2 separate regions of the Homo sapiens genome follow, and region 1 is linked to region 2. Evidence: chromatin loops called from intact Hi-C (ENCODE). Cell type or tissue: chondrocyte. All regions are shown on one strand. Links, peaks and the distances in the headings refer to the core of each region. The heading gives the core; the rest is flanking DNA.

What was found. Hi-C counts contacts between places; a loop is a spot of excess contacts. Peaks named below come from ENCODE experiments on the same cell type or tissue, not always from the same donor. Only the 100,000 strongest peaks of a DNase experiment are listed, where the experiment ranks them.
Region 1: it touches region 2 in a loop (7-fold over the local background); 53 of 110 quality-filtered maps call a loop at or near these places.

What each region holds. Positions count from the first base shown.
Region 1 is chr20:39,043,472-39,058,465 of GRCh38, forward strand. No RefSeq gene overlaps it. Among named protein-coding and RNA genes, the nearest start is that of DHX35, 89 kb to the left of the region's middle. In chondrocyte, for the core only: CTCF peaks have their summits at 4,781 (motif pointing left), 5,007, 6,769 (motif pointing right) and 7,022; no DNase peak of the experiment used is centred there.
Region 2 is chr20:38,638,079-38,653,072 of GRCh38, forward strand. It overlaps ARHGAP40 (Rho GTPase activating protein 40), which reads left to right. Exons shown (of 15, transcript NM_001164431.3): 8 at 683-760; 9 at 1,149-1,308; 10 at 3,648-3,730; 11 at 5,626-5,832; 12 at 7,969-8,109; 13 at 8,879-9,048; 14 at 10,565-10,620; 15 at 11,679-12,575. The coding sequence ends at 11,770. Among named protein-coding and RNA genes, the nearest start is that of ARHGAP40, 44 kb to the left of the region's middle. RefSeq lists a silencer at 8,139-8,258. In chondrocyte, for the core only: CTCF peaks have their summits at 8,219 (motif pointing right), 11,366 (motif pointing right) and 11,565; no DNase peak of the experiment used is centred there.

The sequences.
Region 1 (14,994 bases), core at 2,313-10,312, 400 kb after region 2:
CCTTTAATCTCCACCTCTCTGACCTCTGCATTATTTTCCTTTTTACTGCGAAGTTTTAAAAAGAATGCAGTCGTGTTTATTTTTAATGCTCTTCAAAAGTATTTTTTCCTCGACATTTATGTTAACGTCTTGGTCTTTTTTGTACTCTGCTTGTTTGTCTAACTATTATTTTGGACATTTGTTGTCGTGGTTCTATAAATATTTTCTTCTGTGATCTTCTTTTGTTTCTTTTTGTTTTGTTTTGATACAGAGTCTCGCTCTGTCACCCAGGCTGGAGTGCAGTGGTGCAATATGGGCTCACTGCTGCCTCGGCCTCCTGGGCTCAAGTGATCCTCCCATCTCAGCCTCCCCGGTAGCTAGTAAAGACGGGGTTTCTTAATGTTGCACAGGCTGGTCTCGAACTCCTGAGCTCTAGTGATCCACCTACCTCGGCCTCCCAAAGTGCTGGGATTACAGGTGTGAGCCACTGTGTCTGGCCTTTTCTGTGATTTTCATCTTCTACTTTAGTGTATTAGTTTAAAACTCAACAGTTGACTTCCCATTTTATTTTACTTCCTTTGCCCCCCTTCTCTTCATTTCTTTTTTTTTTTTTTTTTTTGAGACAGAGTCTCGCTCTGTTGCCCAGGCTGGAGTGCAGTGGCATGATCTGGGCTCACTGCAAGCTCCGCCTCCCGGGTTCACGCCATTCTCCTGCCTCAGCCTCCTGAGTAGCTGGGACTACAGGCACCCGCCACCGTGCCTGCCTAATGTTTTGTATTTTTTAGTAGAGATGGGGTTTCACCGTGGTCTTGATCTCCTGACCTCGTGATCCGCCCGCCTTGGCCTCCCAAAGTGCTGGGATTACAGGCGTGAGCCACCGCACCCGGCCTCTTCATTTCTTATTATGCTTAATTTGCTTTAGTGGTTGGCAAAAGGCCTACCTGTAGGTGTGGGAGCTGGGGGAAGGTATTCCAAACAAAGGATTAAATGTCAGGAATGTACAAGGAGCTCCTATAAATCACCAGTGAAAAGACAACTCCAGCAGAAAAAAATGGGCACAGGGAATGGAAGGCAATGTATAGGGGCAGACCCAACACTCCACCAAACCACTGAAGAGATATTCAAAGTTAGTCATCAGGAAAACACAAGCTAAAGCAACAATTAGACATCACTCTGCACCAATGAGATTAGCAACACAGTGGAAAGGTGGCGGATGGAGATGCGGCGGCCTCTGTGCGCAGCTGGTACGGCAGTCCTGGAGAGCCACCTGGGACTACTCATGTGTGTTCCTGCCCCACAGCCCAGAAACTCTGCTTCTGGGGGTGTGTTCCCAACAAAATTCTCACCCGGGTCCTTAGGAGACACATGTAAGGATGCTTACTGGTGTGATGGATGGGGTGGGGACTAATGTCCATCCCTGGGAGGTGTGCAGGGACAATGTATTGGATGACACTGTGGATCAGTACAGAGCAGGTTCATAGAACACAGACCTGAGAAATAGCTGAGTGGAAGAATTAAGAAACTGCTGTAATCCCAGCACTTTGGGAGGCCGAGGTGGGCAAATCACAAGGTCAAGAGATTGAGACCATCCTGGCCAACATGGTGAAACCCTGTCTCTACTAAAAGTACAAAAACTAGCTGGATGTGGTGGTGTGCACCTGTAGTCCCAGCTACGCGGGAGGCTGAGGCAGGAGAATCACTTGAACCTGGGAGGCTGAGGTTGCAGTGAGCCAAGATCGTGCCACTGCACTCCAGCCTGGCGACAGGGCGAGAGTCTGTCTCAAAAAAAAAAAAAAAAAAAGAAAGAAAAAAAAAAAGAAACTGATGTGATAGTCCTGTTCACGGAGACTAAAACTACATGCACACAAAACCAATACGATTGCAAAAATATGTACAAACAAGATGTGCATCGCAAGTGTTGCCTGTGGGGGTGGGGGTAGGACACAAGGATTGGCAATAAAATAAAATGTAAAATGAAGTAAGATGGGGATAAGGAGCCTCAAGTGTTCATCTGGAGGAGATGTGGATTTTAGGACACATAGCCCTTCTTGTCTAAGGTTTTAGACCTGCTCACCAGTGGCCCCGGGAGGCAGGAGGTTGTGGAGTTGGCTTCAGAAGCCTGCCTCCCACCTCCAAGCTCATATTCTGGCAGGAACCACTTCTACCCTGGATGGAGTGAGTCGGCCAACAACATGAGACATTTTGATGCTTTTTTTCCCTATCACAGCGCATTTTTACTCAGATACATGATCTCCTTGGGACACCCTTTTAACTCGTGTTTATTCTACATGCCCCATGGTACAGTTAATTTTCATCGGCAATCTGAAAGCCAGCAACAGCCGCAGAGCTTGTCTAATCACCAAGGAGTCAAAGACATGCAGCCCCGCGGCCCCTTTCAGTAGAGGTGAAGGAACTCACTGGAAAAGCCCTCCCCAGTTTATGATTAAATAGGCTACTAAAATGGAGGGTAGCTTATAGGATTTATCTGGGCAGAGCGCCTTCATACTTCCAGGGCAGGAACCAGTAGGACAGACAGTGTCATTTAAGTCCTTCCTGCTGATCAGTATCCTTAGGTTGGAATTTATGCTCTCAGCCCATAGGGACTCTTGTTCCCTCCACTTCGGCACTTGGCACTCTGCTTCTGAGCCTTTGGCCTTCAGGAGGCGAAAGAGAACTGGATACACCAAGGCTTTGAAGATCCTGATGAGCTTTTGCCATCCGAGGAGCATGTAGACTTGAGCTGTGTTTGCTACACCCAGATGTGGCTCCCTCCTCTCTCTTGGGCTTACTGATCATTTAGAACCAGTTTAATTAGCACTGGTGTCTGCTTTTCCAAAGATTGCCTGGTAGGAGGCAGAAATCTGGGCCAGGTTAGTGAGGCAGCATGCAAACTGGAAGAGACCACCAGGGAACTTGTACAATGTAAGTCTTACTCCAAGCTTTCCATTGCTTGGAGAAGGGTGTTCTAAATCACCCTTGGTCTTCCCGACTTCAGTTGCAGACTCAGAAGGAGGGCAGATTCTGGGGCGATTTCTTGACCCAGTGGTGATGGGGTCGTGGGAACTCAGCTTCTAGGGAGACAGGGTAGGTTTCCTGTCCCCAGATTAATAAACCAAGGTCACTTCTCCTGAACTGTGATGATGCCTGGCCCTGTTCTTAGTGGGCATAGATGGAGTTAACTTTTTTTTTTTTTTTTTTTTTTTAGAGGCGGGGTTTCACTATGTTACCCAGGCTGATCTCGAACTCCTGGACTCAAGCGATCTTCCCATCTCAGCCTCCCAAAGTGCTGGGATTATAGGCATGAGAGTTAGATTTTTCACATGGGATTTTTGCCAATTGATTAGTCTGTTGCCCCAGCCAGGATTAGGACAAAAGGGCTTTGCATCCCCACAGCCTCTCTTGATTGATCTTGTTCATGCACAGATGGAATTCGGACACCCTTTGGGTATGTGAATAACCCTTACAGGCCACAGGACCCAGATTAGTGACACCACAACTGGGCATCATCTGAGTAGGGAGGACAGGAGCACTGAGCTCCAAGTCAGAAGATCCGAATTAAAAAATGACCACCTTTAATGAGGTATAATTCACATGTAATAAGTGCACTCATTTAATTGGATAGTCAATACGTTTTGACAAATCAGTACACCACAGTGACCACCAAAATCAAATATAGAACATTTTCACCCAAAAAGTTTCTCATGATCTTTTGTAGTCAACAGCCACCCCGACTTTGCCCCCCAGCCTCAGGCATCACTATTCTGCTTTCTGTCACTATGGGCTAACTTTGCCTTTTCTAGAATTTCATACACATGGGATCATTTAGGATATACTCTTTTGGGTCTGGAGGAGACCTGGTTTAAGCCCCACACCCAAAATTAGATAACTTTGTGACCCTTGGCAAGACATAATTTTGTCTTCAACTCAGTTTCCTTACCAGTGCAATGGGGTGGTAATAACTTAAAACCAGCAAGCCTTCCTTCCTTCCTTCCCTCTCCCTCCCTCCCTCCCTCCTGTCCTTCCATGTGCACAGGTGCCACAGTGAGCTCCATTGTAAAATTCCAGAAAGGAGCTGGGTCAGGGGTTGCTCAGGAAACAGGAGCCTCTGCTCCCTCCACGTGTGTCACAGAGGGCACCCGCTGCCCCTCCCTCCATGCCCATCCCAGCCTCCCTGGTGCCGTGGTGTGCAGGTCCCCGCATCTCCTTCAAGGTGGACTCCTTTTATTTAAACAAGGGAGATAGGAAGTCACCCCGGAAAGAACCAGATGCGGTGATGAGGGCCCCCACCCTCAAGATGGGCAGAGGCCAGAGGTGACCAGGACCTAAGCAGAGGGGAGGACCATGTCAGGGGGTGGGGGTGCACAGAGGCCCGGAGTGGGGCCCGCCTGGCCCTGGGGCTCGGGACACTGGAGTTTTCAGGGGGAGCAGTGAGTGGAAGGCTCGTGGAGCTGCTGGACACCAGATGAGTGTTGGCATCAGGACACACACATTGCTCAGAACCACCCAGGAACAATCTGATGGACACCTTTGTGCCCTTCACAACACAACTCACTGACACTGGACACCCAGAAGCACTTGCAGATAAGAGACCACTGCACACAGAGCACAGTCCCTGCTTCCCTGGAGCTCACGTGCTAAAACATGACCCACATCCAGGCTGCAGCCCGTCCTTAGCCAGGGATGTGGAGGGTCCTGAGTCTGGTCCTGTTGAGTCCTGAGTCCTCCAGACTGGCCCTGCCAAGTTGCCAGGCATCTGATGCAGCAGAGCAGCGCTATGCTGCCCTCTGCTGGCCACATGGAGGCAGTGAGTCCCCACACTGCTGTCCACTCCTGGCAATGGGCTCAGGGGAAGTGGACTGTGTTTCTGGTCCCTTGCTTCTGACAACCTGATAGAGCAGATATGGAAGGGCAGAGGCACTATAAGAACTCTTCTCCCAGTTCCTTGATTCCCCCCCATTATTCCTTGTGTGTCCCCCACTTCCCCTCCCTTCCCTGTGTCTGGATTTAAGAAATGACAGTTGAGGCAAATCATGTTGCTTTTTCGGCCATCTCCTGCAGTGTCCCCTTTCCATGGCCTCATCCTGTCATGGCCCTGAGCTGTTGCAACTGGTTCAGGGAGGTCTCTCTTGGCCATCTTTCATCCAGTGGGGATGGAGAGACCAGTGCCATTTCTGGAGGGAGCACCTGAGTTTGGAGGTGAAACATAGGTGATACCTTATCCAGGTGACACCTTCCCTAGGCCACAAAACCATAGTTTCTAGATGGAGCTGGGCATGGTGGCTCATGCCTATAATCCTAGCACTTTGGAAGGCTGAGGCTAGAGGATGGCTTGAGGCCAGGAGTTTGAGACCAGCCTGGGCAACATAGGCCCTGTCTATACAAAAAAATAACAATTTAAAAAATTAGCCGAGTGTGGTATGTGTGCCTCCAGCCCTAGCTACTCATGAGGTTGAGGCGGAAAAGTCACTTGAGCCCAGGAGTTTGAGGCTGCAGTGAGCTGTGATCAGTTGTACCACTGCATGTCAGCCTGGTCAACACAGCGAGACCTTGTCTAAAAAAAAAAAAAATAAAAATAGATGGACTGGTGCCGTGCCTTTTTTTTTCCCCCCACAGATTCTTTGACATGCCTCCCATGCAGAGGTGGGGTCTATGTCCCTCTCATGAATCTGGCCAAGTTGGTAGTGGTTTTGACCCAGGGTTGTGTGAAGTGATGTGGTGTGACTTCTGAGGCTGGGTCACGAAAGGCCATGCAGCTCCTGCCTGGCTTGCTGGGACACTGCCACCCGAGCAAGCCAGCTACCTGATAACCAGGATGCTGGAGAGGCTACTCATGGGCTGTGGTTCATGATGCCATCTGAGAAGTGGGTCCTCTGGCCCAGCTCTTCCAGGGCCCAGCCTTCTGGGTCACTGTCAGCTGAGGCCCAGACATGCAGGAGTACAGACAAGCTGTCCCTCCTGTGCCCTGTCCCAATTCCTGACCTGGCTTCTGGAGCTTGGTTTGGAGATGGAGCCCACCTTGACAATGCTGTTTCCCTGGGAGAATGGGCCCCCTCTTGGCTGGCTTGCAGGAGCTCTGGGAGTCTCCTTCCCCTGTGACTCCTAGGGGCTTGGTGGCTCTGAGCTGGGCAGCTCCACATTCTCTCAATTTCATTCTGTCTGATCCATGTTAGTTTTATTTACTTTTTATGTATTTTTTATTTTTCTGACATAGAATCTCGATCTGTTGCCCAGGCTGGAGTGCAGTGGGGATCATGGCTCACTGTAACCTTCAACTCCTGGGCCCAAGGGATCGTCCAGCCTCTGCCTCCCAGAATCCATGTTCGTTTTAATATGAAAGCAACGTTTTATGCGACAACCAGGAGCTCTGAAGGGTTTTCACGTGGATGAGCCACACGCCGGGATTTGGAATTGCGGGAAGTGCCCAGCGAGTAGGGTAGGAGGAATGTTGGGGGTGGGACTGGACTAGAAGGGAGGCTGGGACGTCGTCGAGAACGAGATTGCAGGGACGCTGCGGTGGGAGAAGTCGAATTCCCACCCTGTTCGTCCTCCGCAAAGAGTGACTGAGGCTCAAAAAGCCACAGCCTTGCCCAAAACGGATGCAGCGGGCGCAGGCACGGTCCACACCCCGAAGCTTGCCGATGCCCTCGGCGGCAGCCCGTCCTGCAGAGCCGCGTTCCCTGCGCCCAAAGCAAGGTCGGACCCCCACCGGGATTCCCGGAACCGGGTGTCCCGCGCGTCCCCAGCGCAGGCAGAGACGGCGAGACTTCCGGGTCGGCGTTGCACACGGCGGCCGGCAGGCGGCGCTGGAGCCCCGCGTTTGGGCAGCCAGGACGCCCTTGCGCTGCTTCGGGTCCTGCGAGCGCCCAGGGAGGGGGTGAGTGCGGGGAGGGGTCAGACCCGTGTCTTGCCCGGTGCGAGCTCACCGCCTGCCCACCGGGCACGTCCACAGCAGCTCAGTCCCGGTCTGAGCGCATCGGAGTGAAAACAGCCCCCGCACCTCTCGTGACGGTGTCCCCTTCTCTGTCCACGTTGCAAGAAGCTATACTGTACTCACCAAGTCTTTAAATCTTGACCACTTCACCAAGGAAGGTATGAACCTCTCCATTTTACAGGCCCAGTTCAAAAAGCAACGACAAAAATCAACACCAGCAAACCTTTATGGAGTTCTAATTATTGACCTGGCCTGCCAGGGTCCTTCAGAGTGGAGTTGGGGTGGGTGCGGGAGAGGGGTCAAAAGCCAGCCCTCAGGAGGGGGCCACCCGCGCAGCCCTCTCTCCACCATCAGGGCTCTTGCAGACCCAAGGGCCTGCCAGGAGAAGCAGATGGGCCATGGTAAATCTGAGGGGCCATTGGGATGCCCAGACTGTCCCAGGTCACCCCATTTCTGCATTTTTGTTCATTTTGTTCAGGTGGCCCTGAATGTTGTGCCCTCCTCTTGGGAACTGTAAGTAATACAATCTTCCTTTCAGGCAGTTGACTCTGTGTCTGTCATCTTCCCATACCTGATTACAACAAAATCATCCCATGTACATTTTTAAACAACTGTCTAAGATTGTCGCAGGGCTCAAATGACTTAACTTTAAGTGCTTACAATGATGCCTGACACATGGTAAGGCTAATCGAGGAGTAGCTATTGTTACATCTCTTTCTCCAGCCTCTTCCTTCTTTGCACCAACTGCCTCCCTCTGAGCAATTTTGAGGGAGGTTTATCTCGAGGTGCAGCCAATCCCAGCTGCTAGGGCCAAGATCAGCCACGTGCTCCTTTCCCTTGGCCATGGCTTTGGACACTCCAAGCTGGCAGTGAGTGCCAGGTGAGGGGGCTGCTAGGAGCCGGCAGGGGGGATCTCACCTTTGTGCCACTTATGTCCCTAATCAGGGGCAACCTCCCCAAATCTGCACCCCCAAATCCCCTCCCCAGCTTGACTGGAGAAATCACTCTAACTCCCAATGATAGCAACTCCAAATCATAGCAATAATAATTTACTGAGTGCTTACAGTGAGCCAGACACAGTGCTAGCATCTTGTACCAGCAGTTCTCAAACTTTTTGGCTTCAGGAACCCTTTACACCCTAAGAATGATCAAGGCCCTCAAAGCTCTTGTTCATGTGGGTTGTATCTATCACTAATTACCATTTTAGGAGTCAAAACAAATTTTAATAATATTTATTTATAATTTATTTAAAATAGCAATAATAAACACTACATGTGAGCATAAATAATATATTCCTATGACAAATAACTATATTTCACAACACACAAAATTTAAAGAGAAGGAAGTGTGGCTTTGTTTTATATTTTTGCAGATCTCTATAATGTCAGCCTTAATAGAAGACAGTTTGATTTTTATATCTGCATCTGCAAGTTTTTGAGATACCACATGTCATGTAGCCCCTGTAATATTCCACTGGGAGTTTTAAAAAGCTTTCACTGAGAGCAAAAAACCCCCACAAATAACATGTTTGTATTATTGTCAACATTATTCTGAATTTTATGGACCATCTGAAAGGGTCTCAGAGACCCCAGAGGTGCCCATAATACACTGTGGAAACTGCTGCCTGATATACATGATGGGTAGCTTCCAATATTGCCCCATTTTTACATATGAGGAAACTGAGGCACAAGGAGATTAAAGTGACTTGTCCAAGGTCATGCAGCCAGGCATCAAAGCTAGCTGGGGAGTCACTTGATTTTGGTGTCCAGGGTCCCAGCACTGAGCCCTGAAAGAGAGGGTAGGAACTGGGCACAGAAAAAGCCGGAAGGGCAGGTTGGGCCATGAGTGGGGGAGCTGGGTGTGCAGTGAGGGGTGGGGGTGGGAGGGGACCGGGGGATCAGTTAGTCACCAAGTGGTCCTGGTGACAGGGCTGGAGATGGCAGCTGGCGGCGGATGTAGCCTCGGGCTGGAAAATCAATAGGTGATCAGCGGTCCAGGGGCAAGCTGTTCATCAGGTGCGGCAGAGGGGCAGGGGCAGGGGCGGGGGGGCTGGGAGGAAATATCACTGACCCCCGGCAGGATTGATCAAACAGCCAGACACCCAAGGCCAAACTCACTAATAAAGTGAGACATTCAGCTCAGCCCGGCGGCTGCTGCTGAAGGTCTTAAAAAAACCGCTTACTGGGGAGTTCTTGATAAACTGTCTTTGTTTCTTGAGGCAAGTGGGAGGGAGGACAGACTGTGGGGAGGCCTGGCTCGGCTGCCGTTTGGCCTGGGACTCATGGTTTGCCCCAGGTCTGGACCACAGAACCCTGGTGCTTGTATGGCATGTGTGCTTGCACTACAGCACATGCCATTTGTACAGGGCATGTGCAGACACATATGTGCACACTATGTCGCACACATTCAAATGTGCCTGCACATGTCTTTGCACGCCCGTGCACATGCTACAACCTACATTTGCTTATGGTATGTGTGCACACATATGCATGTGCTACAGCACATGTGTACAAATATGCCTTGCATGTGTGCATAGACATGCGTGCACCGCATCACATGGCATTTACACATGCATATGCTATGGCACATATGTGGGCACAAATGTGCCTTGCATGTGTGCGTATACGTGCATGTGCCGTAGCACACAGAATCTGCCTTTGAGGGGTGAGCATGTGTGCTTGGGGGTTAAACTCTTTCTCCATTGTTTCACTGATATCACCACTTTCTCTGCCTGTAGTCCCAAAGGTGCCACATTTGTAATGACAGTCATGATTATTATGGGGTGGGGAGATGGACGGAAAAGTAGGGACTGGAAAACTGTATCTAAAAGGCTAAGCTGTACAACAGAGAGAGGCAGGTGTGAACAGGAAGAAAGAGGGGGAGGAAAAGTGAAGGGCCGGCATGGTAAGGGCTAAACATCGTTTGGACTGGGAGTTGAGGGAGAGAAAATGGCAGGATTCGGGGGTGGCTGGGTAGCTGTTGGGGGAGCAAATTAAAGAATAAAGGATATGCAAATATAATTTTTATTTTTATTGATTTATTTTTTTTAAGACAGAGTCTCATTCTGTTCCCCAGGCTGGAGTGCAGTGGCGTGATCTCAGCTCACTGCAACCTCCACCTCCTGGGTTCAAGCAGTTTTCCTGTCTCAGCCTCCAGGGTGGCTGGGACTACAGTCTCATGCAGCCACGCCCGGCTAATTTTTATATTTTTAGTAGAGACAGGGTTTCACCATATTGCTCAGGCTGGTCTCGAACTCCTTTCCTCAGATGATCTACCCACCTCGGCCTCCCAAAGTGCTGGAATTACAGGCATGAGCCATCGTGCCCGGCTGCAAATAGAATTTTAAGAACTGTGTTGGGTAATGACATCCTTTGACATTCTTTCAGGAATCCAAGTAAAGAGTAGAACCTTTCCCGATCACTTTCTGATTGTTGGACTGTGTTTTGTTAAATGTGCTACCGTATTAGACTGGGCTTGTGCATACACAGAATTTATTTTGATTTAATAATTACATCACTCACATTGAGAATGAAATTTTATTGGAATGCTTTTGCAGATGAGAGGTTTTATTAAGAGCTTTTCCATGTGTCATATACTAACTCGAAGGTATGGATACTACTTTTATTTCCATTTTTTGGATGAATTCATTGGAGCTCAGAGGCTTAATCACTTGCTTAAGTCAGGTGGCTTATAGGAGGTGGAACTGGGATTTGAACCCAGCCCTCTGACTCCAGAGCCCAGGCTGCCTTGGCCATTATTCCAGAGTATAGTGGGGAATCTGGGGGGTCAGACAGGTAGACCAATGGAGGAACATTTGCCATCCCTGTATCTTGCCCCAAGATAGGTGAGTAGAGCCCTGAGGAGAGGGGCAGTGCATTTGGCTTGCACACCATTCAGACCCTTCACCCACCAGCAGTTACAGCCCATCTAGCCCCAAGATCCCTCCCCCAAGATCCCCTGGCTGGGAATCATCTGCTCTCTTGATTGCTGAAGGGTGCATGGATGCATTGGAAGGGGCTGGGAGGATATACCAGGCTCTGACTTTATGGTGTGTAGACCTTAAACCCCCAAAGCCTTTTTGGTTTTATAAAAGCACAGAACAAAGTCATTGAGAATGATCAAGGATCGAAACCATGGGAGAAATATAAAACTATATTTTCTTAAAATGTGGTCATTGAAACACCTGCATTGGAATCACTGGAGATATATAAAAATGGAAATTCCTGGGTGCCTCCCAGATCTACTGAACCAGAATCTCTGAGTCTAGGGGCCAAGGGATCTGCATTTAAAAAAATGTCTTGAGTAATTCTTCTGCACATTCTAATCTGATCCTTTGTATTTGCTGTTCCCTCCACCTGGCATGCTCTCCCTGTAGCTCTCTCTTTGGCTCCCACTTTCAATCCTTTAGATCTCTGTTCAAATATCCTTTCCTCAGAGGGGTCTTTCCTGCTATCTTACCTAAAATAATACCCCTTGCATTCTCAATACTCTTGCTCTGCTTTATTATGTTATTATTTTTAGCTACATGGATGCTAACTATATGTAAATAAATAATATATAGTGTACAATATAGATAACAATACATGATAAAGCCATTTAATCCATATCAGCCTTATCAATGTGCTTATTTGCACCTTTTGGTCTGCTCCCTGAGAGGCGAAGCTCTCGGAGGGCAGGGCTGGCCTGCCTTGCTTAGGGTTGCACCCTCAGTGAACTGTATTGGGTCTAGGAGAGGTTGATATGGGGGAGGGGATGATGCATGCAGAGTGCCCAAGGCTTAGTGGGTGCTCAACATAATGACTGTATCCTAAGCGTGGTGTATACTATGAAAACAAAAAGCCATAAGCTTCCTTGTTCTGGTAGTAATTCCCTACCCCTCCACCCTAAGGACCAGTGAAACTGTTATGAGAGTGACCAAGAAGAAACGTCTTCTCTTGTCCTCTTCAATGTCTGAATTCTGCATCCAGCACATTATCTTCGGTGTCTCCCCCATTTACTTCCCTCGCCTTCTTCCTTAAGGAATATCAGCAATGATAATCCCAGCGACTGGCCAGGCACGGTGGCTCATGCCTGTCATCCCCGCACTTTGGGAATTGAGGCGGGAGGATCACTTGAGCTCAGAAGTTTGAAGCTGCAGTGAGCTATGATCGTGTTGCTGTGCTCCAGCCTGGATGACAGAGCGAGACCCTGTCTCAACAAAAAACAAAAAAACTCAGAAACTATAGGTACTGGTAGACATGCTAATTTCACATCTTAAGTAGACTCCTTAACTCTTTCTGTTGCACTGGCTCTCAGTCAATTTTGGGGAAATCTCTCTGGGAGGGGAACTCTCAGGTCCAAGGCTGGCAAAGGACCAATTGAGTTCCTCTTCTGGAGGACTGGGTGACACAGACACTCAGGTCACTGTGTTTGCCCTGAAGGTGGATGGCAGATGGGCTCCAAAGATGCTGGGGTACAGATCCCCTCTGCCTTTGGTAAGAGGCTGGGGAGGTCTGGCCCTGGTGGAGCCCCCAGGCTGGGACCTTTGGACCAGAGCAGCTTCATTTGTGTACCCAGTGAATCTTACGGATTTTATCACATTCTCTGTGTGCCATAATGTGAAGAACGTTGGGAAGCATTGGTGTAGGTGCAGGGGTGAAGGCAGTTGCATTGGGCCATGAGGCCATCTGTGCTTTGTTTGCTGGTCTTGGACCAGCCTCTGTTTGTGAGTATGAGCTTGTCTGGGCCTCTGTTTCTTCAATCAGTAGCACTGTAACCAGGACACTACAGCAGATATAGCCCAGGAAGGGGCCAAGGGTCTTGAAAGGGCAGAGGCAGTGGAGTGGGGACGATACAGGGAGTCTGAACTGGGAAGGGCCTTGCTAAGAAGAATGTGAAGCCTAAGGTGAGACAAGAGATTATTCGAGAGCTTGGAGCATTGATATATGAGTTGGGTATGATTGTCCCTATGTTTCAGACAAGGAAACCAAGGCTCAGAGTAGTGGAAAAGCTCACCACAGTCAACGGCAGAACTAAGTGGGCCTGAGTGCTTTCTTTTCTTAATGCTGCCCCTTGTAGCTCAAGGAAATTTGATGAAGAGTGTTTTGAAACTTCAGCTGGCTCTTGACAAGTGTTTGTGTGACATTTTGGTGGGAGAGATGGAGATATGTCTGCTGGTATTTGGGACAATTGGGTACATCGCATCAGTACCAGTGGGAATAGAGCAGCCTTGACATTTCACCATCTGAGGAATGGCAGGAGGACTGAGACCATTCTGTCGGAAGAATAGAAAACTTAGAGGGTGCGTTGAGTTGAATAATTTGCCCCAAAAGATATGTCCACTGAGAACTTGTGAATGTAGCCTTTTTTTTTTTTTTTTTTTTTGAAAAAGGAATGGCCAAGCACAGTGGCTCAAACCTGTAATCCCAGCACTTTGGGAGGCCAAGGCAGGCAGATATCCTGAGGTCAGGAGTTTGAGACCAGCCTGGCCAACATGGTGAAACCCTGTCTCTACTAAAAATACAAAAATTAGCCAGGTTTAGTGGTACATGCTTGTAATCCCAGCTACTTGGGAGACTGAGGCAGGAGAATTGCTTGAATCTGGGAGGTGGAGGTTGCAGTGAGCTGAGATTGTGCCACTGCACTCCAGCCTGGGCGGCAGGGTGAAACTCTGTCTCAAAAAAAAGAAAAAAAAAAAAAGAAAAGAAAAAAGAACAAGAAAAAAAAAGATAAAAGGAGTTCTTGCAGATGCAGTTAAACTAAGGATCTTAAGATGAGATCATTTGGGATTATCTGGGTAAGCCCTAAATGCAGAAGAGGAAAAGACATAGACAGAGGAGAAGCTGCTGTGGAGACAGAGGCAGAGACTGGAGAGGTGCAGCTGCAAGCCGGAAATGCCAAAGACTGCGGGCGGCTGCAGGAGCTCAGAGACAGGCATGGGACAGGTTCTCTCTCGGACCCTCCAGGAGGAACCAATCCGGCCAACACCTCTATTTTGGACTGCCCTCCTTCTCAGAACTGTGTGAGAAGGAGAAATGTCTGTTGTTTGACATCACCAAGCTTGTGGCCATTTGGTACGGCAGCCCTGGGGAACTCATACTGGGGGGTAGGATGCCGTCCTCAAAGAAATGAGGGTTGTCATGTGGAAGAGGGACCCTACTCACTCTGTGTCCCTGGAGGAATGTGAGCTTTCCTCTGAGCTTCTAGGTCCTTAGGAAAAGGGCTCCGTACAGTCAGGGGGTTCAGGGATGGAGTGGGCTGCACTGGGGAGGTGTGAGTACCCCATTACTGATATGCCACCAGGGAGTTTCAACTGGCATCTGTTGTGTAGTTGAACTTGACCATTTGTGAGGCCCCCTCCAGCCCTGAGAATCTATGCACTGGTGCAAAGAAAGAGGTAAATGTTTAGAGAGGTGACAGAGGACCTAGAGCTAATGTCCAGGATGCTGCCCAGGGGCCTTAGAGATGGTGACAATGGTTGGTGGGGATATGGGTCTGTTGGAGAGGAGGAAGAAGAGGAAGAGAGCCTGACTGCCAGGCAGGCAGGGGTATCTTTGGGGCTCTGGGAGCCCCAGCCTCTGGATTCTGCCCTCAGTGAGCTTTGCAGGACACCCTACCATACCCCCTCCCTGCTTTCTTCTGATAGAGTCGTTTCCATTTGGATATTGCCTTGAACATGATGTTCACAATCCCCAAAGGGAAGAACATCCCTCAATAAGCCACACAATTCTCCCAGCCAAGAACTTGCTGTTCCAAATTCATTAAAATTGCTGTGATATTCTCTTCCCATTTATGTGCCAAGAGCCGTTGTGGACAGAATTCATAATACCATGGAGTGGTGGATGAAACCGATTGTGCAGTCAGAAAGAAGTGAACTTATTTTATTTTATTTTTAATAAAAGTGTACCTTTCAGGTTGGCAACAAATGCGAGTGTGGGTGTGGGGAAATGGCACACTGATGTGTTTATTAAGGGAGCACAAATTGGTCCAACCCCAATGGATATCAACTTGGAAATGATATAAGATGCAAAATGTGCATGGTAGTTTTGAGTTTTTTAGTCTCTAAAATTCAGGTGGGCGGCCGGGCGCGATGGCTCACGCCTGTA
Region 2 (14,994 bases), core at 3,614-11,613:
GCGGGTGGATCATGAGGTCAGGATATCAAGACCATCCTGGTTAACACGGTGAAACCCCATCTCTACTAAAAATACAAAAAAAAAAAATTAGCCGGGTGTAGTGGCGGGCACCTGTAGTCCCAGCTACTTGGGAGGCTGAGGCAGGAGAACGGTGTGAACCCAGGAGGCGGAGCTTGCAGTGAGCCGAGATCGCGCCACTGCACCCCAGCATGGGCAACAGAGAGAGACTCTCTCAAAAAATACATAAGTAAATAAATAAATAAGTAAATTTTTGTCTTAATTTTTTTTGTAGAGACAGGGTCTCACTATGTTGCCCAAGCTGGTCTCGAACTCCTGGCCTCAAGTGATCCTTGGGGTGGATTTTCTTTTCTTTTCTTTTTAACTTCTGAATCTTAAAGTCAAGGGTAGATTTTTGAACTTTCATTAGCCTCCCTTTCAACATCTGTAAATTGGGATGATGATAACAGTATCCTCCTCTTATCAATGATTAAATGAGAAAAATGTGTATGAAGCTCTCAGAATGCTGGGCTCATGGAAGTGGTCACAAAAACTAATATTATTCCGAAGGAAACCCTTCTCCTGGTACTCCCCTCTTTCTGATTTTCATGGGAGACAAACACACCATTTTGAATCCTGCTTTTCAGCGGTTCCTGGTTTAAATGCTGGTTTCTCTTTCTGACAGCTGCTGTCCTGTTTGGAAAAGAGAGGACTGGACATGGAAGGCATTCTCAGGGTGCCCGGATCCCAGGCCAGGGTCAAGGTAATGGTTTGGCTTCCTGGCTTCACTGAGGCTGCATCTCCCCCATGCTCACATGTGTGTTAAGCCGGGAGGGAAACCAGTCCCTGACTCGCCAGTGATCTGTCTTTGGTCTCTGTGTGGGTCGAGGGTTTGAGAGGCTGAAGGTGGCATGATGAGCATGGTGGCAGAGAGTGTGGGCCCTGGAGTCAGGCCACCAACGTTTAATGAGCAGAGCTCTGTGCTCAGTGACACGCACGTTAGACCATTTCGTCCTTACTTCAACCCCACGAGGGAGGTGCTCTTGTTGTCCCCACTTTGCAGATGAGGAAACCAAGCCCCAGAGAAGTGGTAGAGCGACTTCTACCAGAGCCCTGGGCCAACTGTGTTTTCATGCCCCGCCTTCCTGTAGGGGCTGGAACAGAAACTGGAGAGAGACTTCTATGCTGGCCTTTTTAGCTGGGACGAGGTTCATCACAATGACGCCTCTGATTTGCTCAAAAGGTTCATCCGGAAGCTGCCGACACCTTTGCTCACGGCTGAGTACCTCCCGGCCTTCGCCGTGGTGCCTAGTGAGTGTGCCCAAGCCCTTAGCCTGTGCAGGGATGGAGAGTTGGCTCACTGGCCTTGGTGGAGAGGGGAAGCCATGCAAAGGCAGGACTCCGTGTTCCTGGAAATGTCTGTTCCAGAAATGTCCAACTGATGGGGGAAGAAGCAAGTGTGAACATGTGAGCCCAATGTGTGCACATACACATGTGCACGCGTGTCCTGCGTGTGTTGTATGGCATGTGTGCAGGTGTGTGAGGAGAGGAGGCTAAGGTTTTGCACACTACAGTCCCTATTAGTTCTCACATGGATGAGTGGACTAGTTTCCTTCACATCTTGACATCCATGGGGTTGAGCTTATCAGCATCATTACCTGTGTATCTGTGGGCACACATGTGTGTGCATGTCCATCTGTGTGCACATCTGCAGATCAGCATGTGTTGCACGGACCTTGCTGTATGTATAGTCTGCATATATATGTTCCTGTCTGGACTTCTTCACAATCCACAATGAACAAAGATAGTCACTTCTATTTTTCTCAAAAAAATACAGCAGCTCTCCTGAGATCTCACTCACAACCGTGAGGTTCTCCCTGTCTCTCTGAATTCTCCAAAAAGCTCCAAGGCTCAGGCAGTCTGATTTCTACCCCCAAGCTAGGGACAGGGATCCTGAGAGGTCCTCTCTGACCTTTGATTCTCACGACCGCAGCGTTTTGGTTGTTGTTGTTGTTCTTCTTCTTCTTCCTCCTCTTCTTCCTCTTCTTCCTCTTCTTTCTTCTTCTTTCTTCTTCCTCTTCTTTCTTCTTTCTTCTTCTTTCTTCTTTTCTTCTTTTCTTCTTTCTTCTTTCTTCTTTCTTTCTTTTTTTTTTTTTTTAGAGATGGGGTCTTGCTCTGTCACCCAGGCTGGAGTGCAGTGGCATGATCCTAGCTCACTGCAGCCTTGAACTCTTGGGTTCAAGTGATTCTCCTGCCTCAGCCTCCCAAGTAGCTAAGAATATAGGCACATGAGACCACGCCTGGCATACTTGTTTAACATTTTTTTGTAGTGACGGGGGTCTCGCTATGTCGCCCAGGCTAGTGTCAAACTCCTGGCCTCAAGCGATCCTCCCACTTTGGCCTCCCAAAGTGATGAGGTTACAGGCATGAACCATCAGGCTTGGCCTCAACCTCATTGCAAAACATAAATCAGATTCCTTCCCTATGCTGTTGCCCACCCTCCACAGCACTCTTGTAATAAGATTCCACTTCTTACTAGGCCCACCTCCTCCGGCTCAGGTCCTGCCTATTTCTGGCCCCCTTTCCTCCTGGGCCCCTCCTTCCCCACTGTCTGGCCAGGCTCTCTCGCTTTGCTGTTCCCCCTCCTCTTTCCTTCCCTGGGGCCTCTGCACTTGCTGCTGTGTCTGAATGGAACCTCCCTCCACCCTCATTTGGCTGCTTTCTGCCATTCAAGTTCCAGCTGGCTGTCATTGCCTGCGAGGGGCCTTCCGTGACCCCACACATCATGCTGCCTGCCAGCCTCTATAATGATGCAATGATGCCCATCATACTCTGATTTATTCTTTGCTTGTGTATTATGTCTCCTCTCTGAAATGTAAGCTCCATGAGCCTGTGACTTTGTTTTCCTCCTTTACTATTGTGTCCAAGATTCCTAGACTGAGCACAGCACCTGACAGGTACTTGATAGATATTTGTTGATAAGTGAGAGAAGGAAAGAAGGGAAGGAGGGAGGGAGGGAGGGAGGAAGGAAGGAAGGTAGGTAGGTAGGTCATATGGGGTCGCAGGCCTGGCGCCCAGGGTGCTCAGCCTCTGTCTCCTACGCAGCTCTTCTCCAGGTTCCAGCCAGCTCTCAGCTGCTGGGTCTTGTCTGGCTCTGATGAACTCCTTCTTTGAATCTATAACTACTACCTCCTCCTACCTACCTCCTCTCCCCGGAGATCCTGACACCAGGTGTGAGACAGCTTTTCCTTTTCAACCCTCACAACACAGAGGGTTTCATGAAAACCTTCTATCTGGGCCCATTGAGCTCTCTGTCTCCCTTCCTAAGGGTGATTTGCTGGTTCATTGCATTTCTGACCCTGGGCTGCAGCCTGGACTGCATCTAGGTCTGTGCGGCATGTGCTTGCCTGCACATGCATGCGTGTGTTTATTTTGTTACACAAAGTATAGCGAGTGAACCTCCCACGAGCACTGGTCAGGGCTCTGTCTGAGCCAACATTAGACAAGGAAATAGTCCCACACCTTATGAAAAAAGGGATTCCTGGCTGTCCCCTGGCTTTCCAGCTCTGGAATTTCCCCAAGAAGAGACCAGACTGAGGGAGGGAGTCCCTGAGCCTCCCATGGAGACTGAGGTCCCTCCCTTCCCGCAGACATCCCCAACCTGAAGCAGCGCCTGCAGGTTCTTCACCTGCTCATCCTCATCCTCCCAGAACCCAACAGAAATGCCTTAAAGGTAAGAGTTACCATGCACCACCACCACTCTGCCATCTCAGCCCACAGCCACAGCCATGGCTTCAAATGTGCTCATTCATTCATTCATTCATTCAACAACTCTGCCAGGTGCTAGGGTTCAGTGATGACCCACACAAACCTCTCTTGAGACTTTTTCTTAAAGAAAGTAGATGAGTCCTGAAAGGGGATAGTCCCGGAGTGGGCACTGCAGAGCGTCAGTTCCACGTGGTGCTAACAGGTGTTAGCACCTTGTGGCCAAGCATGGATGGGTAAACACAGAGTTCATGAAACAAGGTTAAGAATACTTTTCTCCCCAGGACTTCTCAAAGCCTTTGGTATATTGAGGCTTTAGAGAATCTCCAAGTGGGATTAGAGTATGCAGCACTCTCCAAACTCAGTTGATCACAGACCTCTTTTGTTGTGGAAAGCATTGCATGGCACTGGTGTTCCATGCAGAACCAGTTTGGGAAACAGACCCTTAGCAAATTCTCCTTGTCGTATGGGAATGGATGCAGGGCCTTGGCCCAGCTCCCTGTACCGTCTTGACTGTCCTTCAGTCAGACTCAAGATGTGCCTCCAGGATCAGCCTGAGGAGGCCCCGGGTCTTCCTGTTTGAGTTTCTGCTTCCTTTTCAGTAAACTGAGGATGATAATAGCATTAATAGCATCTTGTCTAATTGTTTTGGAAATCATAAAAGCTAACTCATGAGGAATCATGGGGTAGAAGATGATGCTTTGCAGGGTACTCAATATGTGTCCTCTTTTCCTATCCTCTCTCCCTCCCTCTCTCCCTTCCTTTCTTCCTCCCTCCCTCCCTCCTTCCCTCCCACCTCCCTTCCATTTATTCTTCCTTCCACCACCCATTTATTCTCATTCGTCCATCTATTAATCTTTTCTTTCTCCATTCATCCATCCATCCATCCTTCCATCCATCCATCCCTCCCTCCCTTCTTCACTCCGTCCCTTTGTCCTTACTGGCTATATGACTCTTGGCACATTCTCCAAGCTTGTTTCCTTATCTGTAAAACACATGCAATAATAAGAGCTACCTTGGCCAGGCACAGTGGCTCATTCCTGTAATCCCTGCACTTTGGGAGGCCAAGACGGGAGGATCACTTGAAGTCAGGAGTTCGAGATCAGCCTGGCCAATATGGTGAAACCCCGTCTGTACTACAAATAAAAAAATTAGCTGGGTGTGATGGTGCACACTTGTAATCCCAGCTACTTGGGAGGCTGAGGTGGGAGGGTCACTTGAACCTGGGAGGCAGAGGTTGCAGTGAGCTGAGCCAAGATCACACCACTGCATTCCAGCCTGGGAGACAGAGTGAGACTCTGACTCAAAAAAAAAAAAACAAAAAACAAACAAAAAAAACCTACCTTATAAAGTTTCTGTGAGGATTAAATGAGATGTACCAATTAAAGGCCCAGGAACACAAAGAATACATAGTAAGTGGTAGCTCTCATCACTTTCTGCTGCTCTTCTCAGTGTCTCTGCTTCTCCCAGCATCTCTGCTTCTCTATTCCTTCCTTTGCATTTTGGGTAGACCCAGACTCCAGAAAGAAGGAGCTATCCTGGGCCTCACCAGGAAATGACCCATGTTCCAGACCTGTGGCCCTTTTCTACCTGGAAGTTGAAGTCTGACCCAGTTGTCTCATTAGTCTCTGAGGGAGCAGGGGAGGGAAAGAGTCTTGGACACACTGCAGAGCAGGAAACGGAGACACAGAGAGGTCATGGAGTGGGCCGGTGACACAGCTGGAACGGGAGCCCCTCTTGCTGCCCTCCCAGCTCCTGGCTCCTTCCTAGCACCCCCTTATCATTCATCAGAATGCCCTGGGGATGGTGGGGAGGCGCCAGGGATGGGCTGAGATTTGAGGGAGGCTCTGCACCCTTCCCTAGGCACTGCTGGAATTCCTCAGGAAGGTGGTGGCCCGGGAACAGCACAACAAGATGACTCTGAGGAATGTTTCCACCGTGATGGCCCCTAACCTCTTTCTGCACCAAGGGCGGCCCCCCAAGCTCCCCAAAGGCAAGGAGAAGCAGCTGGCAGAAGGGGCAGCCGAGGTGGTGCAGATAATGGTGCACTACCAGGATCTGCTGTGGACGGTGAGTGCTGCTGGGCGCTGGGTATCCCTCTGGGTGCAGCTGCCGTGCCGCCCCTGCTCTCCAGGAGCCTGGGCATTGTCCTTTCAGTTCCCTAGTGTGTCCCTTCCAGGACCTTTGTTGGCCTCTGCACAGGCCTGTGTTTTCTTCCTCCCCCTGCCTTAGTAACCAAGAAGAAGTGTCTTCACTTTCTGTCTCCACTGCCATGCCTCTCAGTCAGTCTGCTGCCATCTGGTCTACCCCAGATTGCAGGAGTTCCCCCAACTCCTGCAAATAATTCCTTCACATCAAAGCTTTTATGCTGCTGAGAAAGCCCCATCCCTGAGGCCCAGGATCACAGGGCCTGCCTAAGACAGAGCCCAGAACCAGATAACAGGGATACCCCTGCCCTCCTGCCCCCACCGTGAGCTTTGCCCTGAGTAACAAGTGACAGCAAGGGGAGGAGCCAGAGCAGGAGAGAGGCCCCTCTGCGGTGTCAGCATGCATGGTGCCCCTAGCACTGAGACCCCTCCAGCTCTTGAGACTCCTGTGAACACAAGGCAGCACCATCTACCACTGCTGACCAGGCTGCTTTCTCACCTAGCGATGCGTAGCCTCTTCCCTCCATCTGTTCATTCATCCTTCCATTCAGTCTCCCATCCATCCACCCACTCACCCACCTACCCATCCATCCATCCACCCACCCATCCATTTATGCAACTGCCCGTCACCCACCCACTCACCCACCCACCTATCCCCCCCACCCATCTACTTACCCACCCATCAATCCATTAATTCCTCCAACTCCCCCATCCACCCATATGCCAATCTATCATCCACTCACCCATCCACCAATCATGCATCTCTCCACTCATCTACCAATCCATCCATCCACCCACTCATTCACCCATCCACTCAACCATGCATCTATCCAACTAAACCACACATCTATCCAACTATCTACCCATCCATCCATCCACTCATCTACCAAACCATGCATCTATCCCACTATCTACCCATCCATCCACCCACAGTCCTTCCCTCTATCCCTTCCTTCTTCCATGGTCATTAGGTTAGATTTCCTATTCCAGAAACCAGCAAGTGAAGCCCTCTCTGACTGTTCCCACTTTTCTTCCTACCCTGCCTGGGCACTCGTCTGTGTTCTAAACACAGCAAACGCCAGCTGGCACTCCAAACTCATCTAGTACTTCACACTTCTGAATTTTTGCTTATGCAGTTTACTCTGCCTGGAATTCCCTTCCCTTTTTTTTTTTTCTAAGGGCAGAAGCCTGGTGTCCTCTGCTCATTCTTCAAGACCTCCTAGTTCAAAAGTCAACTCCTCTGTCGAAAGTCCCCTACTCCTCCCTCATACACCCCTTATACCCCCATAGTTCCTTTCTTCTCTGCACTCAGCCCTTTGAGATAATGTTGCTACTGAAAGACATTGGATTGTAATACTTCTTTTTATTGGAGGATGCTTTAAAAATTCAAGAAATTCTTGAATGTTTTCTTGTTAGAAAAGCTTCAGAAAACATAGATGTAGAAAAAGTGAAAGGGGAGAACCCCCATCACCCTCGCTCTTCCCCGTGTGTGTCACCTTTAGACAGCACACACATAGCAGCAAAAAGGGGAATTCAGAATCGACTCCAGTTTCGTCAGACCCTGGGAGACAGAAACATGTTATTAGCAGGGTCCATGGAGTCTGGGTTCTCTGACTCTGCTGGGTTCGGATCCCACAGAGAGGCATGGGTTGATCTGGAGGTCTCTGTAGGAATCCCCCAGTGTGGGCTCTCTGGGGGTTCTCAGAGCAGAGCCTGCTCCAGGTGTGTTTTGGGGACACCCCTGCCTGAGTGTGCCAGTGAGCAGCTATCCCTCAGCAGGTGCAGGACCCTCCAGCTTCTGTCGAGGGGACCACTATCCACTAAGCCTCAGGGTGGGCTCCACTCTCAGGGTCCCCTACTCCAAGGTCCACTTTAGGGGCTGAATGCCCCCTCCTCATTCCACCAAACCAGTGCTTCCGTCCCGTGTCCAACAAATGCATATTTCCAAGCCCTGTGGGACGCTGGGCCAGGGAAGAGGCCACGATGACCCTGGAGAGGGCTCTGCCTCTCGCCCCCAGAAGTCCTATCCCCCTGCCAAAACTTGATCCTTTCTGGCCAGGTCGCCTCTTTCCTGGTCGCCCAGGTGCGAAAACTGAACGACAGTAGCAGCAGGCGCCCCCAGCTCTGCGACGCAGGCCTCAAGACTTGGCTGCGGAGGATGCACGCAGACAGGGACAAGGCGGGGGACGGCCTCGAGGCGGTGAGTGCCCCCGACCCCAGACAGGTGGAGAAGGGCCGAGGCGACAGGAGGGCACCTGGGGCGCGGTGCTTCCCTTCCTCCAGGTCCCCGCTACCGGGCTGCCAGCAACGGCCCAGTGAGGCCACCAGGGGGCGTTGCGGCGCCGTCACGGGGAGCGAGGAGGCGTGGCTGCGAAACGAGGGCTTAGAAGCGGGTTGGGGAGGGGAAATGGAGTGACTCGGAGACTTCCCCTAGAAACCGTCACCGCCGCCCCATTTTTCGGCAGCCCCTGGCCGAGGGTTGGGAAAATGGGAGTCGCTCTGCGGGGTGTGAGGTGATTGGGGCTGGGTGGGGGATAGTAGAAGGGAAGAGCCTTCCAAAAATACTGAGTATTCCTAGGAGGGGTCCTGAACACGGTTCCTTATTAAAGTCCCGATTAGAGAAATTGATGAGCGTTGAGGCTGCACCGTGCACGATGTGTGGGTGATGGGTCTTTATACAAACCTACATGTCTGTGTTTGTGGGTGCGTTGCATGTACTCCTGCTGTGTGTACAAGTGCACCGACACAGGCATAGAAACACAAACATAGGCATAGAAACACAAACACACATCTGGAATGTGTATGTCTGTGATCTGTGCCCAAGTGTCCGGTATGCGTGTGTGTGTATCTTGTGATTTTCAGCGTGGGCATTTGCGTAAGTGCCATGTATGCGTGTTTATGCATCCACGTTGGAACTCCAGGCAAGCTGACTCTTATGTATATGGATCTTTCTCTCTCTCTCTCTGCAGACTCCCAAGGTGGCAAAGATCCAGGTGGTCTGGCCTATCAAGGACCCCTTGAAGGTGCCTCTCACCCCCAGCACCAAAGTGGCCCACGTCCTGAGGCAGTTCACAGAGCACCTCAGCCCTGGTTCCAAGGGTCAAGAAGACAGTGAGGACATGGACAGCCTCCTTCTACAGTAAGAGGCACCTCCTGGAGGCAGGAGCCTCTTCCCTGCAGGGAGGGCTCTGCACCCCAGAGCTGAAGGCCACCAGGGGGTTACACATACTGTTGGCCTGACCTGGCCTTCCCTTTCTGGGGTGGTCAGATGGGTTCTCCAATCTTAGAGAGTTTCTTGGCTCCAAGTAATAATCATGATGACCACCACTCACTCATTCACTTTAATAGGTATTTAATGAATGCCTACCACCAGGCACCATGTTTTTCTGTTGGTTTGTTTGTTTGTTTGTTTGTTTGTTTTGAGATGGAGTCTAGCTCTGTCACCCAGGCTGGAGTGCAGTGGCTCGATCTTGGCTCACTGCAACCTCCTTCTCCCAGGTTCAAGCGATTTTCCTGCCTCAGTCTCCCAAGTAGCTGGGATTACATGCACCTGCCACCATGCCTGGATAATTTTTTTGTATTTTGAGTAGAGACAGGGTTTTACTATGTTAGCCAGGCTGGTGTCAAACTCCTGACCTCAAGTGATCTGCCCACCTCAGCCTCTCAAAGCGCTGGGATTACAGGCGTGAGCCACCGCACCTGGCCCACCATGTATTAAGAGAATTATAGACTAGCCATGAAAAGAACAGACAGAGGCCCTGCTCTTAAGAGCTCACAGTCCTGAGGAAGACCTGGATATAAAGCAGATAGTCACGAATCAAAGATCAAGTTACAAACTGTATTAGGTTTCATAAGAAATGCAGGGAACAATGTGTCTGGAAGCCAAGGAAGCTGGTGTCATCTGGGAGCGAGGTGAGGCTTCCAGGCACAGAAAACTGCACAGTAAAGGTCCTGCAGCAAGGAGCAGAGCCTGGCCAAGGATCTGGAAGAAGGTCGGGGGCTGATGTGCAGCCATCATTCCTAGGGTACAGGAAACAGCCTGAGACCTCAAGAGCTTCCTTGTTGGCATTGGCACAAGGGACCCTCAGACTGTCATCTTCAGCAAGTATCTGATCCAGCTCCTCCTTGAACAGATGGGAGCACTAAGACTCAGAAAAGAGAAGGGACTTGCCTTAGGCCACATGGCAGAAAAGAGGCCATGGAATTGAACTCAGGATACCCATAATTATCATATAATAATTGTGATTCTTACATGATAGGCATCATTATCATATGTAATCATACAATGTCCATAATCCATCTTGACTCAAAATCTTCCCCTCACAGCAGGCTCCTGTCCCCATCTGTCACCACTCATTCCCTTGCCTTCGCAGTCTCCATTCTGATGCCCAGAAGAAAGGGGCCTCGCAGCGGGGTGCACCCCTGGCTGAGCCTCACCACGTGCCCTCCAGCTACCTCTCCCCAGCCCCTGGGTGCTGGACTCTGTCACTGGCTCCAGCTCTCTCAGGAGGGTCCTTATGCTGCTTCTCCCCAGCAGGACCAAAAATCAGTGAGGACTGCCCTTTCCAGGGCTGGGGGCCATGCACAGTTGTTGGTCTTGATGTTTCCAGAAGAAAAAGGCAGTAGTTTTTTTTTTCTCTCTCTCTGTTTTACAGCCATAGGTCCATGGAGTCAGCCAACATCCTCCTCTATGAAGTTGGAGGGAATATCAGTAAGTTCCACTGTGGGAAACAGGAACAGAGCCCGGGTCCCTGGGAGTTCTTCGACCTCAAAGGCTCACTGGGCCCTTCTGTGGGAGGCCAGAGTAGGCCTGCAGATGAGCCCTCCCTTCAGGTCTCTGTCTTCAATGAAACCAGGTGGAGTCCTGCTGTAAGGTTAAAGGTTAGCCTGTGCAAGTCTTAGGAGCCTATCCTGGAGTTTGGATTTTGCCTAGAGCTGGCCTCAGGCTTGCAGAGAGATGCAGAAGATTTGTTTAGTGTGAAGGTTCACAGTAGCACCAGTGAAACCGACGCCTCTGGGACACCCTAGCTGGGATGGACTTCATCCCTGGCCTAGGGGCCAAGGAGTCCTTAAGGAATTCTGCAAACACATATCCAGCTCTGGGAGTTCCCTGGCTCTGTGGGAACCAAGGATGGGCCGCTGTTTCCCTTTGCATTCTCTAGAGTAATGATCCTCAGACTTTACCAGAACCTCAGGATCCCCTGGAGGGCTAAGACACAGATTGCGGGGCCTAAGAATGTGTGTTTCTGATGAGTTCCCAGGAGTTGCAGATGCTGCTGGTCGGGGGGCCACACTTTGAGGGCCACTGGCCAAGAAGCAGAAGCTAAGACATGTCTTCAGTAGTACACGATGCATTGAGGGGGTGCCCCTCAGGAAAAGGGTTCCAAGGGACAGAGTGAAGGAGGATAGGGAAGGGGCAGGGGCCAGGAGTGTTCGCATCCTGGAGCTTGGCCTGATCCACTAGGTGGCTCTAGAGAACAAATCACATCAGAGTTGTTGCATTCTGAGGCAAGGGCACTGGTCTTCAGTACATCTGTGTCCGTCAGTCATCGACCGTGGGCTTCCCAGGGGAAAGGGGGTGTCACTTTTCTGGCAAGGCATCTTCCCTCAGCGGAGCTCAGTTCTCCAGCAAAAGAAGTAGCTGTGAGCTGTAGCAGTCAAGATGCATACAGCCAGGGGACAGTGCACTGCCTGGTGAAGGGCTCTGTGCAGGGGAACAGCATCTCCTACAGCCTCCCACTCAACCTCCTTCACCCCTTCTTCCCACAGATGAGCATCGCCTGGACCCAGATGCCTACCTCTTAGATCTGTACCGTGCCAACCCGCATGGTGAGTGGGTCCTTAAACAGAACCCCACCTAAACCCTGCGAGTCTCAGGAGCAGCCTGGATGCCTCCTCCTCTCCCCTGCTGGCTCTGTGTCCATGTACCCAGCATGAGAACAAAGCTATTCCAGGGGAGGGTCTGAGTTTTATTCCAAGGCTTCCTTTTCTGAAATGCCTCTCAGACCCCTCAGAAATAGACTCAGGGGTGGTGCTCTCTCCACTCAGAGGGGATGAGGGGCTAGGGCCTCAGGGAGGGGAGGCCAACACTGTAGCCATGATCAGCCCTGGAAGAACTGGACAGAGGAAGAACTTCCCTTCACAGCTCTCATGTTTTAACCGTGCACACAATGCCCTCACTCCCCTCCACCCTCCAGCCCTCCAGAGAGTTGCTTCCTACACCAAGCTTGCTGTATGACGCCACCACTTGGGGCGCTTGGATCTCCATGGGCTTCTGTCTGTGGCTTCCAGACTGGAGGAAAATTAAAAATGCAGTACCTTTATCAAGAGGTAGTTGGGGTCTTTTCCCCCCAGGCAAAATTGTTTCGAAAGTGGCCCTACAATGTGTAGTAGCAGCAGCACCAGAGACAAAACCAGGAGAGCTCTGTGACCTTGGACAAGCCCCTTGCCCTCTCAGAATCCTTTCAGGATGAGGGGCTAGGGCCTCAGGGAGAGGAAGCCAAGATTGTAGCCATGACCAGCCCCGGGAGAAATGGACAGAGGAAGACTTTGCTTCACAGCTCTCATGCTTTACATGTTGATTTGTACAATCTTGTCATTTTGTAATATGATATAATATGTAAACGTAATTGTTTAAACAGTAAAGGCACAACAAGTTCAATGTCACATTTACTTTGCCTGTTTTTCTCTCCAGTCCAGTGCTCGGTAGGTGTTGTCCTTCCAGCGAGTTGACGTGGGAGCTTGGTGACGAGAGCATCTTGCTGAGCTGCTCAAAGGGCTCTGGCCCATGTGATCCAGCCACGCCTTGAACCCACAACCACCGGGGGCGGGAGGGCAGGAAGAGAACTCAGAATGGGGAGGCATGGAGTAATGATACCCATTGCTGAAGGGTGGGGGCATTGCAGGGACAGCCTCTCTGGGAATCCTCTCATCTCCTACAGTCCCAGGTCTCACCCTTCCTCTTCTCCTCTGCCCTGGGTCTGTATCCTCAGGCCAGGTGAGGCTTCGCTTATTTGTTCACTTAACAATGAGTTTACTGAGCATTTAATTATGTGCCAAGAGGTTCACAAATTTAATCTTCACAATAATCCAGTGTTTTCGGTTTGGGTTCCCCCAGAAGCAAAATGTGAGGCAAAGACTCAAATGCAAATAGTGGTCCTAAGAAATGCAAGAGAGTGGGGATATGAGAGAAAGAGGGGGAGGCAGTCTATAAAAGGGTGCCCAATCACAAGCAAGCTACCACTGGGGGCATCTCGAGCTTAATTCCACTGGAGAACTCTGAGAAACAGTATGGAAGATGTCCTTCAGAGTTACCCTACCCAAGGGTCAAGGGAGCCAGTGTGTTTATTCAACTCCTGTGAGTCATTGGTTGACAGCTGCTCCTGAGGAGTATAGGTATTTGTTTCCTGGTACTTCCGCCTGCCAGAGTGCAGGCACAGTGTGCTCCAATACTCAGAGAAAGCCCTCAAGAAGAGATACAGATACTGGCAAGTAGACATTGGCCACTGTACACAGATGGCAAGTGCTGAAGGGATATGGGTGGGCATCAACAGAACCTGCTTCATCCTGTGAGGCAATGATGGTGAGATACTGATGCTGATGGTGATGGTGATGCTGCTGATGGTGGTGATGGTGATGCTGCTGCTGATGATGATGGTGGGGATAATGATGGTGATGCTGCCGATGGTGATGGTGGTGATGATGATGGTGATGCTGCTGATGGTGTTGATGGCGATGCTGCTGATGGTGATGATGGTGGTGATTACGATGGTGATGCTGCTGCTGCTGCTGGTGGTGATCCTGCTGATGGTTTTGATGGTTATGATGATGGTGATGCTGCTGACGGTGATGATGGTGATGATGATGATGGTAATGATGATGATGGTGAGGGTAATAATGGTAATGATGGTGATGGCGATGATGGTGATAATAACGATGATGCTGATGGTGATGATAATGATGGTGATGCTACTGCTGTTGCCACTGATGATGGTGATGATGCCAAGAGCTTGACAAGTTTGATCTTCACAATAATCCAGTATCTTAGTTTGGGCAATGATGGTGATGATGGCAGCTGTCACTAAGCAGTTACTACGCACCAGGCATTTTACAGATATTAATTCCTTTGATTCTCACAACAACCCTATGTGACACGTTATTATTCCCTTTTTATAGGAGAGGAAAAACCAAGGCTCAGAAAGTTAACATTACTTGTCTGCATGGCTGATAAGTGACAGGTTAATCTGGTGTCAAGATGCAAGCTCTACTATTTTAGACCATAAATATGAACTGTTTTGCCATAAATACCCATATTTAAAAGTGTTTTGGTAATGGTCACTTCCTCAATGTCCCCTCTTCCCTCCCTCATCCCACAATACAAATAATCTCAGAATGAGAGAAGGTATTTCTCTTAAACCAAGGAGACCTAGTAAGGAGGGATTGACATTTGTCCTGGAATTCCTCAATAGAGCATTTGAAGCTTGTAGCTGGTTAAGAGCCTCTGAGCGGCCTCAGTTTCCCTAGCAGCCCCATCTGAAGAGCCAAGATGTGATGAAGCATGAATTTAGCCTAGCATTAGCCCCACAATCCTATGAGGTGAGTGTTACCATAGTTCCACTTTACAGATGAAGAAACTGAGTTTCAGACAAGTTAAACCATGGATTCAAAGTCACACGCAGGGTGAGAAACTTGGATGCCTGATTCCAAATCCAGGGCTTTTTCAGTCACACCATGATTTCCTGAAGCAATATCAAGTGCCTGATAGGTGACAGCAAGAAGAGTCAAGAACAGCAGTAGGAAAATTGGACAAATTATTTAAGTTGGGGAGATACCAAGGGATTCAGCCAGAGTTGCTACTTCTGTTCACCAATGTCCTCTCTACCTCCCATGGTCTACCTACAAGCCTTTTGGACCTCCCTCCAAAATATACTCCAATCCATCCACTTCACTCCTTTGTTCCTACTACCATCCTAATCCAAACTACTACCATCTCGATGCCTTGGATAATAGTGATCATGATGGTGGTGGTGGTAGTGGCGTTGATGATGGTGATGGTAATGGTGATGATGGTGGTGGTGGTGATGGA